3 separate regions of the Homo sapiens genome follow, and all the other regions are linked to region 2. A link is a contact called in ENCODE Hi-C or POLR2A ChIA-PET data. All regions are on one chromosome and are shown on one strand. The core of a region is the stretch at or near the end of the contact, and the rest is flanking DNA. Distances in the headings are between cores, read along the strand shown. Region 1 holds the start of EEFSEC (eukaryotic elongation factor, selenocysteine-tRNA specific). Region 2 holds the start of RAB7A (RAB7A, member RAS oncogene family). Region 3 holds the start of H1-10 (H1.10 linker histone).

Region 1 (2,700 bases), core at 81-2,580, 570 kb before region 2:
CTGGTTGGTGACTATGGCTGACAACCTTTTTTGTGGTTCTAGACACTTCAGAATCTAGTGAGAGTTGTCGACCCTCTGTCTAGCAAGAGCACATCACAACACATTGTGCGTTCAATTTAGAGGTTTGTGGCCTCTCCTAAGCCCAGGCTACAGACTCTCAGGGTGAGAATTTCTGAGTCAGAGATAATGTTGTCCTCTTCCATCTTCAAACCATCTTTTCCCATGGTTGGCTCCTTCTCAACACTGGAGTTTCAACTCAAACAGCAACTCCTAGATGTCTTCCCTGACCCACAGTTAGGTAGCTGTCCATCCTCCCTCTCCTGCTCCTTTTTATCTCAGCTTTTATTTTCCCTAGGAGACTTCTCGCTCTCTGAAATGGTCTGGTTCAGGCTGTATTGTTTGACTTAGCCCTCACCCCCTGAATGTAATATTAGCGGGCACTGTAGCCCAGCGGAACCCACCAGGCACTTGGTAAGATCTTGCTGAAATGTATGAATGATTGGAAGTGTGTCCGGAGTTGGTTTCTTCCAGTGGGTTCCTAGTCTCGCTGACTTCAAGAATGGAGCCGCGGACCTTCGCAGTGAGTGTTAAAGCTCTTAAAGATGGCACAGTCCCAAAGAGTGAGCAGCAGCAAGATTTATTGTGAAGAGCAAAAAGCTTCTGCAATGCGAAAGGGCACCTGAGAGGGTTGCTGCTGCTGGCGGGGGTGGCCAGCTTTTATTCCCTTATTTGCCCCCTCCCCCACGTCCCCCCGCCCTCCCCCGCCCCCCGCCGTCCCCCCGCCCTCCCCCCCGCCCCCGTCTTCCCGCCCCCCCCGCCCCCGTCTTCCCCCCGCCCACCCCGCCCCCCCCGCCCCCCTTCGCCCCCCCATGTTCCGTTTTTGTCCTATCAGAGCGCCCTTTTTTCAATCCTCCCTGTGATTGGCTTCTTTTAGGATCCTGCTGATTGGTGCATGTTACAGAGCACTGATTGGTGCGTTTTACAGAGCGCTGATTGGTGCATTTTACAATCCTCTTGATAGCTATAGAAAAGTTCTCCAAGTCTCCACTCACCCAGAAAGTCCAAATGGCTTCACTTCTCAGAAGGATCCCTCCATCTCGGGCTCCTAGAGGCTTCAGGCAGGAGGAGCCACGTGAGAGAGAAACCCTGCCTACGGTGACCTCCAGTTCCTAGACCACCCACTCGGAGCACGGCGCTCGGCTGTGCCCGTGAGCCTCAGGAGGGCGGAAGCTTCCGGGCCGGAACGGGTGTGCACAGCGCGCCGGTTACGGGGGGGCAACTTAACGGGCCGGACCGCGGCGACTACCGAGGGAGGTGAGGGGCGGGCCGGGCGGGTGTCCGAGGCGGCGGCGGCGGCATGGCAGGGCGGCGGGTGAACGTGAACGTGGGCGTGCTGGGCCACATCGACAGCGGCAAGACGGCGCTGGCGCGGGCGCTAAGCACCACAGCCTCCACCGCCGCCTTTGACAAGCAGCCGCAGAGCCGCGAGCGCGGCATCACGCTCGATCTGGGCTTCTCGTGCTTCTCGGTGCCGCTGCCCGCGCGCCTGCGGTCGTCTTTGCCCGAGTTCCAGGCAGCGCCCGAGGCCGAGCCCGAGCCCGGCGAGCCACTGCTTCAGGTCACGCTGGTCGACTGCCCCGGGCACGCCTCCCTCATCCGGACCATCATCGGCGGTGAGCGCGGGCCGGGGCGGGAGCCGGGCTCAGGGACGCGGGCGGAGCGACCGGGCCCCGTGTCCGAATTCGCTCGAGCCTTTGCCGGGACGGGAAATCGCCCCACCTCATTGGTGGGGCTCCTGACGCCCCAAGAGGCGGACGTGACTTGCCTAGGGCTCCGCAGCAAGTGAGCGGAGGCTTTGAGATTCAGCTTTTCCCATCCAGCAGAACCGAGCTGCAAGGCGCCTTCCTTAAAAAAAAAAAAAAAAAAAAATCAAAAAATCCCTACCAAATGTGTTTATAATACATGGTCAAGTAAAGAAAACTCAAAATAAGAAAACTCACAAGCTACAAAAAGGGTATACATACAAAGGCTGTCTTCATTCACCTGTCATTTGGTCTGATTCCCGTTCCTAGAGCCAACCGCTGCTACCAGTTTTTGTATATCATTTCAGAAAGGCTCCACGTCAATACAAGCATATCTGTGTGTATGTATAAATCCCTCTTTCCCTCATCCTTTTAGACACGATTTCACTCAACATTGTGTCTGGAGAGTGCCCCATATCTGTACACAAAGCTACATCATTCTTTTTAAAGCTCACATAGAATTCAACTGCACCCTTGTACCAACATTTTCTTTTTCTTTTTTTTTTTTTCTTTTTGAGACAGAGTCTTGTTCTGTCGCCCAGCCTGGAGTGCAGTGGCACGATCTCGGCTCACTGCAACTTCCGCCTCCTGGGTTCAAGCGATTGTCCTGCCTCAGTCTCCTGAGTAGCTGGGATTACAGGCGCGCGCCACCACGCCCGGCTAATTTTTTTGTATTTTCAGTAGAGACGGGTTTCACCATGTTGGTCAGGCTGGTCTCAAACTCCTGACTTCATGACCCGCCCGCCCTGGCCTCCCAAAGTCCTGGGATTACAGGCGTGAGCCACCACGTCCGGCCTGTACCAACATTTTCTGAACAAATCTTTTAATGATGGACGTTTATGCTGTTTCCAGTATTTACAAACCATTTTGCAGTGAATATTCTAGAACAGAACTCTTT
Region 2 (2,700 bases), core at 52-2,551:
GCCCAAGCTGGTCTTGAACTCCTGGGCACATGCAAAGTGAAAGCAGAGAAAGAGTGGACTTACCCCAGAGGCGGATGGTTCTGCAGTGTGCAAGGCCATTTCAGAATACACATAGAGAAAACAGGAGAATAGGTGGTGAGGGTTTTGGGGAAAGAGCCAATTTTGGTTGAAAAAGTAGGGGAAACCCCAGACATTGTACCATCTCAGGGTTGAGACTGCTTGCCTAGCTTTTGAGATTTTTTTTTTCCCCAGACCCCTCAACTCCTGAGATCTTATCGGGAAGCTGCTGATCACCAGTTTTAGGTGTTTTTATCTATTGGGAGACTGCCTTTCTCTGGTCTGGCTGCAACCAATTATTATTTTAGAGAGACAGCTTAACCTGACAACCACGTCATGGTTGCCTCACATTGCTGGTCGGGGAGTGGCCCCTCTCCTGCCCTGCTCAGGTCTGACTACTTACTGTAACAATTGCAAGGTTTTTGGATGGAACAATTGAAAGAATGGAGCTTGCATGAACCAAAATAAGAAAAGACTATGAGAGGGCATTGTTGAAGATGGAGGCAAAAATTCTGAGTGGATCCTGATGTGTTCGGATGGGGCTGGTGCTTGGGAGGCTGCTCTGTGCTTACAAGAAGAGTTCTACCCGGTCCATCTTTATCACATCTTCTCTAATACTAAGTTCAGAGAGGCTTTAGCTCATTTTCCATTTTCTTGGGCTGTCTCCTCTGCCAGACAAAGTGCCTATTTCTCCTGTCTCTATCACCGAGCCACACAATTGCTGTAGTCATTTGCAGTCTACTAGAACGATAACACATATTGGCATCAGACAGATCTTGGTTCAAAACCTCGCTCCACCAGTTTCTGTGTTGAGCTAGACCAAGTGACATGATATACTGAGTCTCAGTTCCTTATTTGTAAAATGGTGATAATAATTTTTGGTTAAGTAATTAAAGTAAGGATAAATGATGCCTTTCGAAGAAGGACACAACTGGAATGGCCAGTTTACCCCTTGTCCCCTCTTCGGTGGCATTATTTATTCTGGAGTAAGGAGGGATGGCTGAGGGAATCTGTCTGTGGGTCCAACATGGCGCCGTCCTGCTCCTTGTATGAGCCTCAAAGATGGGGACAACCATTTGGGGGCAGACATGTTTGTAGCACGAGATCCAGGCTCAGTCCCGAGGCAGCCGGAACGTGACGCAAGGTTGAGGCGGGGCTCCTCCCCCGCACCCTGGCGTCGAGCGTCTCGTGACAGGTACTTCCGCTCGGGGCGGCGGCGGTGGCGGAAGTGGGAGCGGGCCTGGAGTCTTGGCCATAAAGCCTGAGGCGGCGGCAGCGGCGGAGTTGGCGGCTTGGAGAGCTCGGGAGAGTTCCCTGGAACCAGAACTTGGACCTTCTCGCTTCTGTCCTCCGTTTAGTCTCCTCCTCGGCGGGAGCCCTCGCGACGCGCCCGGCCCGGAGCCCCCAGCGCAGCGGCCGCGGTAAGCAGCGGGCCCAGCCCGGCCGGCGGCCTGGCCCCATCCCCCCCCTCAGCCCCTCGGTCGCCAGGGCCTCGCGTCCTCCCTGTCCTCCTGGGCAGGCTCCAGTCCCAGCCCTGGCCACGCGGGCACACCCGGCATCGCTCAGGCCCCCGGAGCAGGCCAAGACCCCACCCGGCTTGGAGAGGTCGGAGGTCGTCGGGCGTGACCTCTGGCCGGGTTGCCCGCCCCGGCCACCCGTCTCGGACGCTCTGTTTACTGTTGGCCTGGATCTCAGAGACCCGAGAGGGTTCCTTGACTTGGGCGGCCCTGCGCCGCGGCAGGACGCGCTGGCCAGTGGAGTTCCTTAGCGCGGCGAGCAGGAGGGTGTCAGAGCCCACGCCGCCCGCCGCCGTGCCCACCCGGCGGGCATGGGTCACAGGCGCTGGGGGCCGAGCCGCGTTCCCATCCGGTTCTTCAGTTGAACAGCCTGACCCTGTTAGTGGGAGTTCCCTGACGGCAACTGAGTCAAGGCAGTGAGTCAGGTCACGTGCGCTGGGCTCGCCTCGACACTTGTGTACATTGAGGCGCCTCTGGCGCTGGGAGACAGGGAGCTTTTTGTCCTAGGCATGTTACGGTAAATCCTGAGAGAAGTTTTTCAACTTAATCGAGGAAAGATGGTAGTTGGATGTAGAGTTGTGTTTCCATTCCGACCGTGTTTGGGGCCTCTTTCTGCATTCATTTTAGGCTTGATACCTAATGGGGTCATAAGGGGAATATTGAGAATATTGACAGCAAATATTTGAGCGTTTATTGTATGCTAGGCAGCGTGGCAAGACCTTTTAACAGATCATTATGTTTAGTTCTTTGAACAACCCTCTGAAGTACCACTGTTGTGCCCACTTAACACAGTGGGAAGTTGAACAGAGAGGCTAAGCCATTTGGCCAAGGTCACACAGCTAATAAGTTACGAAGCAGAGATGCAAGCCCAGGCAGTCAGACTCCAGAGCACTGTATTAAATTTCTAGGTTGTACTGCTTTCACGTACCCCTGAAGCTTGCTGGTTTATCTTTTGCTACCTGGTATCTGTACCTCAGTGCCTCCCACCACCTCCTTTCTTTCTATTGATGTCATTTGAAAGTCTTTCTGGTAGCATCAGTTCTCCCTTAAAGCCATAAGAAATGCCGTTTGCGACTTATCACACATATTGTGGTGTAGTGTCACCGAATTAGGAGCTCTTGAATAC
Region 3 (2,700 bases), core at 8-2,507, 590 kb after region 2:
GAGAGCCAATAGAGGCGTCGCCGGGGCTGTTTCAAAAACCTAAAGCAAACAACGAAAAACGCTACATCGTTGGGGGAGGGGAAAGACTGAGAGGACCCGGGGCCCCTCCCTGAGGCTCAGACCAGGCCTCGCGGCCCCGGCCGGCGTGAGCCGTACAAAATCTACGTCACTTGGGGTAGAAAAACAAAAACACCGAAAAGCCCACGCCGGCCGCTCTGACCGGCCGACACGCTCACTTGCGGCCCTTGGGCACTTTGGGGACGCTGGGCTTGGCCGCCTTCTTCACCTTCTTGCCCCCGGCGGCCGCCGTCTTCTTGGCCTTGCCGCCTTTGTCCTTCTTGGCGCCAGCGCCCTTCTTGTGCGAGCGCTGCTCCGGCTTCTGGCCCCTGGCGGGCTTCTTGTCCGCGCGCCGGGAGCCGGCCGCGCCCGGGGCTGCCTTCTTCGCTTTGTGCGCGGTGGGGGCCGGGGCGGTGGCGGCCGCCGGGGCTCCGCGCCGCTCCCCGCCGCCCTCCAGCTTCTTGCGGTTGAGCTTGAAGGAACCGTTGGCGCCGGTGCCCTTCACCTGCAGAAGCGTGTCGTTCTGCACCAGCGCCTTGATCGAGTACTTGAGGTAGGTGCGCCCATTCTGCTGGTCGAACCACGGAACCTTCTTGGCCTCGGTGTAGATCTTGGCCAGCGACGAGCCGTTGCGCTCGCCCAGCCTACGGATGGTCTCCACCACCAGCTGGCTGTACTTGCCCGGCTGGTTCTTCTTCTTGCTATTCTTCCTCTTCTTAGATGGGGACAACGCCGCCGAGCCGCCAGCCTTGGTCACCTTCTTGGCCATTCCCTCGGCGGTCGTCACTGGCAGGGCCTCCTCGAGCTCCACGGACATGGTAGCAAGAGGATTGGTGGCGGGCGGCGCGCGGAAGCCGGGGGGCCGCGCCGGGAAGAGGAAGGCGAGGGGCCGAGGGGGTGCAGGGGGGCTGGGGGCGCGCGGCGGCTCCAGGCGGGAGCGGCCGCGGCCGGGCCTGGGGCCGGGCGGCAGGGCTGGGGTGGGGGCCGGGCCGGGCCGGAGCGAGGGTTGGGGGGCCCGGAGCCGGGGCCGGACTAGGGGACCGAGTTGGGGGTCAGAGACCGAGTCCGAGCCGGCGGCTGGAGCTGGGGACGTAGACCTAGGCCGAGCCGGAGCGAAGAGAAATCCCGCCGAACGCGAGACACCGCCGCCGCAGCTTCCACTGGCGCCTCTGGAACTCGCTGGGCGTGCGCGCTGCGCTCTGGCGGGAGGGCGCTTCTCTCGGCTTTTTATAGCTTCATGGCGGACCACGTTGAGAACAACAACAGCCTGGTCCGGGGCCAGCGCCAACTTGTGCTTCTTGGAGCCCCTTCTCCGGCCGCTGGCTTCTCGGACCGCGCCTCTCCAGCGCCGCCGCGCCCGCAGCGGGGCGCCCCGGACAGGGCCTGAGCTCCCGGCGCAGTGGAGAGGCGACTTGCGTCCTGGAAGGGCTCAGCAAAGGCGAACGGAGAGGTGCACCCTAGGCTGCGGGAGCGCGAGAGGAGGGGGGCACCTCGTTTGGAGGCCAATAGCGCGGGCCCCAGAGGAGGCCCCACGGCCGGGAGCTTGGCGGCCGGCAACCCAGAGAACGCCACGGGCACCCGAGCCTTGTCCCGGCCCGGGGGGCTCCAGGCCTGCCCGCAAGAGGAGCTTTAATTTGTCCAAACTAACACAGGGCGCGCCCTCACGTGGTCGGCTGGGGCAACGTGAACTGCGCTAGGACATCCTCGGGGGTTTTCCGCCCCATCCAAAGGGGATGGCGGATGGGAGGCACTCTCCAGCTGCACCCCGGGTTCTGGTTGTGCCTCTGGGAGCCTAGGCACAACCCGGGGAATGGAGGACTACGGCAGGACCTCTCTAGGGACACTGCCTCGCCGCTCCCCCCACCCTGTTGCCGCTGATGTTCCCAGGGCCTCATTTTGTAATCCACAAGTAGCTGCCGCCGGTCCCCCCAAAGCCAAATGGGGGCTCCAGGGTGGGACAGGGTGGGCGGGGGTGAGGCTGTGACACCCAGAGGAATTCCTGTGAGAGGATGGGGAAGGGATTCGCTCTTAGTTCCTGGGTGCACCCCTCCCCCTCTCCCGTGCACAGGGAAATGATGGCGGGAACACAGCAAAGGAGACCATGTCCTGGAGAGGGTCCCGGGCCCCACCCTCCCCGGGGGGGCTTGTGCAAGGCTGGCGGCCCGATCTCTGCTGATTCCAGTATTGGGGGTGCAGAGAAGGCACAGGACAGTTTTTGTTGAAGCCGTTGCAGCCTCCACTTGGGGAAGCTGAGGCCAGGGTAAGATGCTCGGGTAGGAGAGGGGATCCCTTTGGGGGTAGGTGATGTAGGGCACAGGAGTGGGGCTGGGGCTGGGGGGTGGCAGGGTTGCAGGCAGGAGACAGTCTCCAGAGGCCCAGCATAGAAAAGCGATGGAGGGGTGAGGGGGGACAGGACGCTGGCGAATTGGGGTTCCCAGAGTGAGAGACAGGAACATTTACAGGTGGACAGAGTAAAAGGCCCTGAAAAGGGGGTGGGTTGGTGCATTTGTGGCCTTGGGCCCAAGCAGGCTTCTCTGGGTGAGGGCTAGCAGCACCTCCCCTCTTCTCCAGCTCACCCCTTTCACACACACACACGCCCCCCATTTTGTCACCCTGTCAAGGGAATAAACCCCAGAGAGGAAG

What was found. Hi-C counts contacts between places; a loop is a spot of excess contacts on that map. ChIA-PET counts read pairs that join two places held with the same protein, here RNA polymerase II (POLR2A). Pooled maps may share reads with other maps.
Region 1: a map of ascending aorta shows a loop between it and region 2 (15-fold over the local background). The contact joins the promoter of EEFSEC here to the promoter of RAB7A in region 2. A Hi-C loop is called at or near these places in 1 of 168 maps with a recorded cell type or tissue (ascending aorta), 1 of 37 single-sample maps with no recorded cell type and 8 of 50 pooled maps.
Region 3: a loop to region 2 is called in a pooled map, with 4 times the contacts of the local background. The contact joins the promoter of H1-10 here to the promoter of RAB7A in region 2. A Hi-C loop is called at or near these places in 8 of 50 pooled maps. POLR2A ChIA-PET finds 5 or more read pairs at or near these places in 3 of 52 experiments (HCT116, activated naive CD4-positive, alpha-beta T cell and naive thymus-derived CD8-positive, alpha-beta T cell).

What each region holds. Positions count from the first base shown.
Region 1 is chr3:128,152,151-128,154,850 of GRCh38, forward strand. It overlaps EEFSEC (eukaryotic elongation factor, selenocysteine-tRNA specific), which reads left to right and starts at 1,331. Exons shown (of 7, transcript NM_021937.5): 1 at 1,331-1,673. The coding sequence starts at 1,358. It also overlaps a transcript of RUVBL1 not described here. RefSeq lists an enhancer at 962-1,191 and a silencer at 1,322-1,841.
Region 2 is chr3:128,724,882-128,727,581 of GRCh38, forward strand. RAB7A (RAB7A, member RAS oncogene family) reads left to right here and starts at 1,302. Exons shown (of 6, transcript NM_004637.6): 1 at 1,302-1,478. RefSeq lists enhancers at 1,026-1,155, 1,185-2,169 and a silencer at 1,436-1,725.
Region 3 is chr3:129,315,029-129,317,728 of GRCh38, forward strand. H1-10 (H1.10 linker histone) reads right to left here and starts at 1,258. Exons shown (of 1, transcript NM_006026.4): 1 at 1-1,258. The coding sequence starts at 874. The coding sequence ends at 233. It overlaps H1-10-AS1 (H1-10 antisense RNA 1), which reads left to right and starts at 1,243. Exons shown (of 5, transcript NR_026991.1): 1 at 1,243-2,317. RefSeq lists silencers at 1-86, 467-596, 1,397-1,736.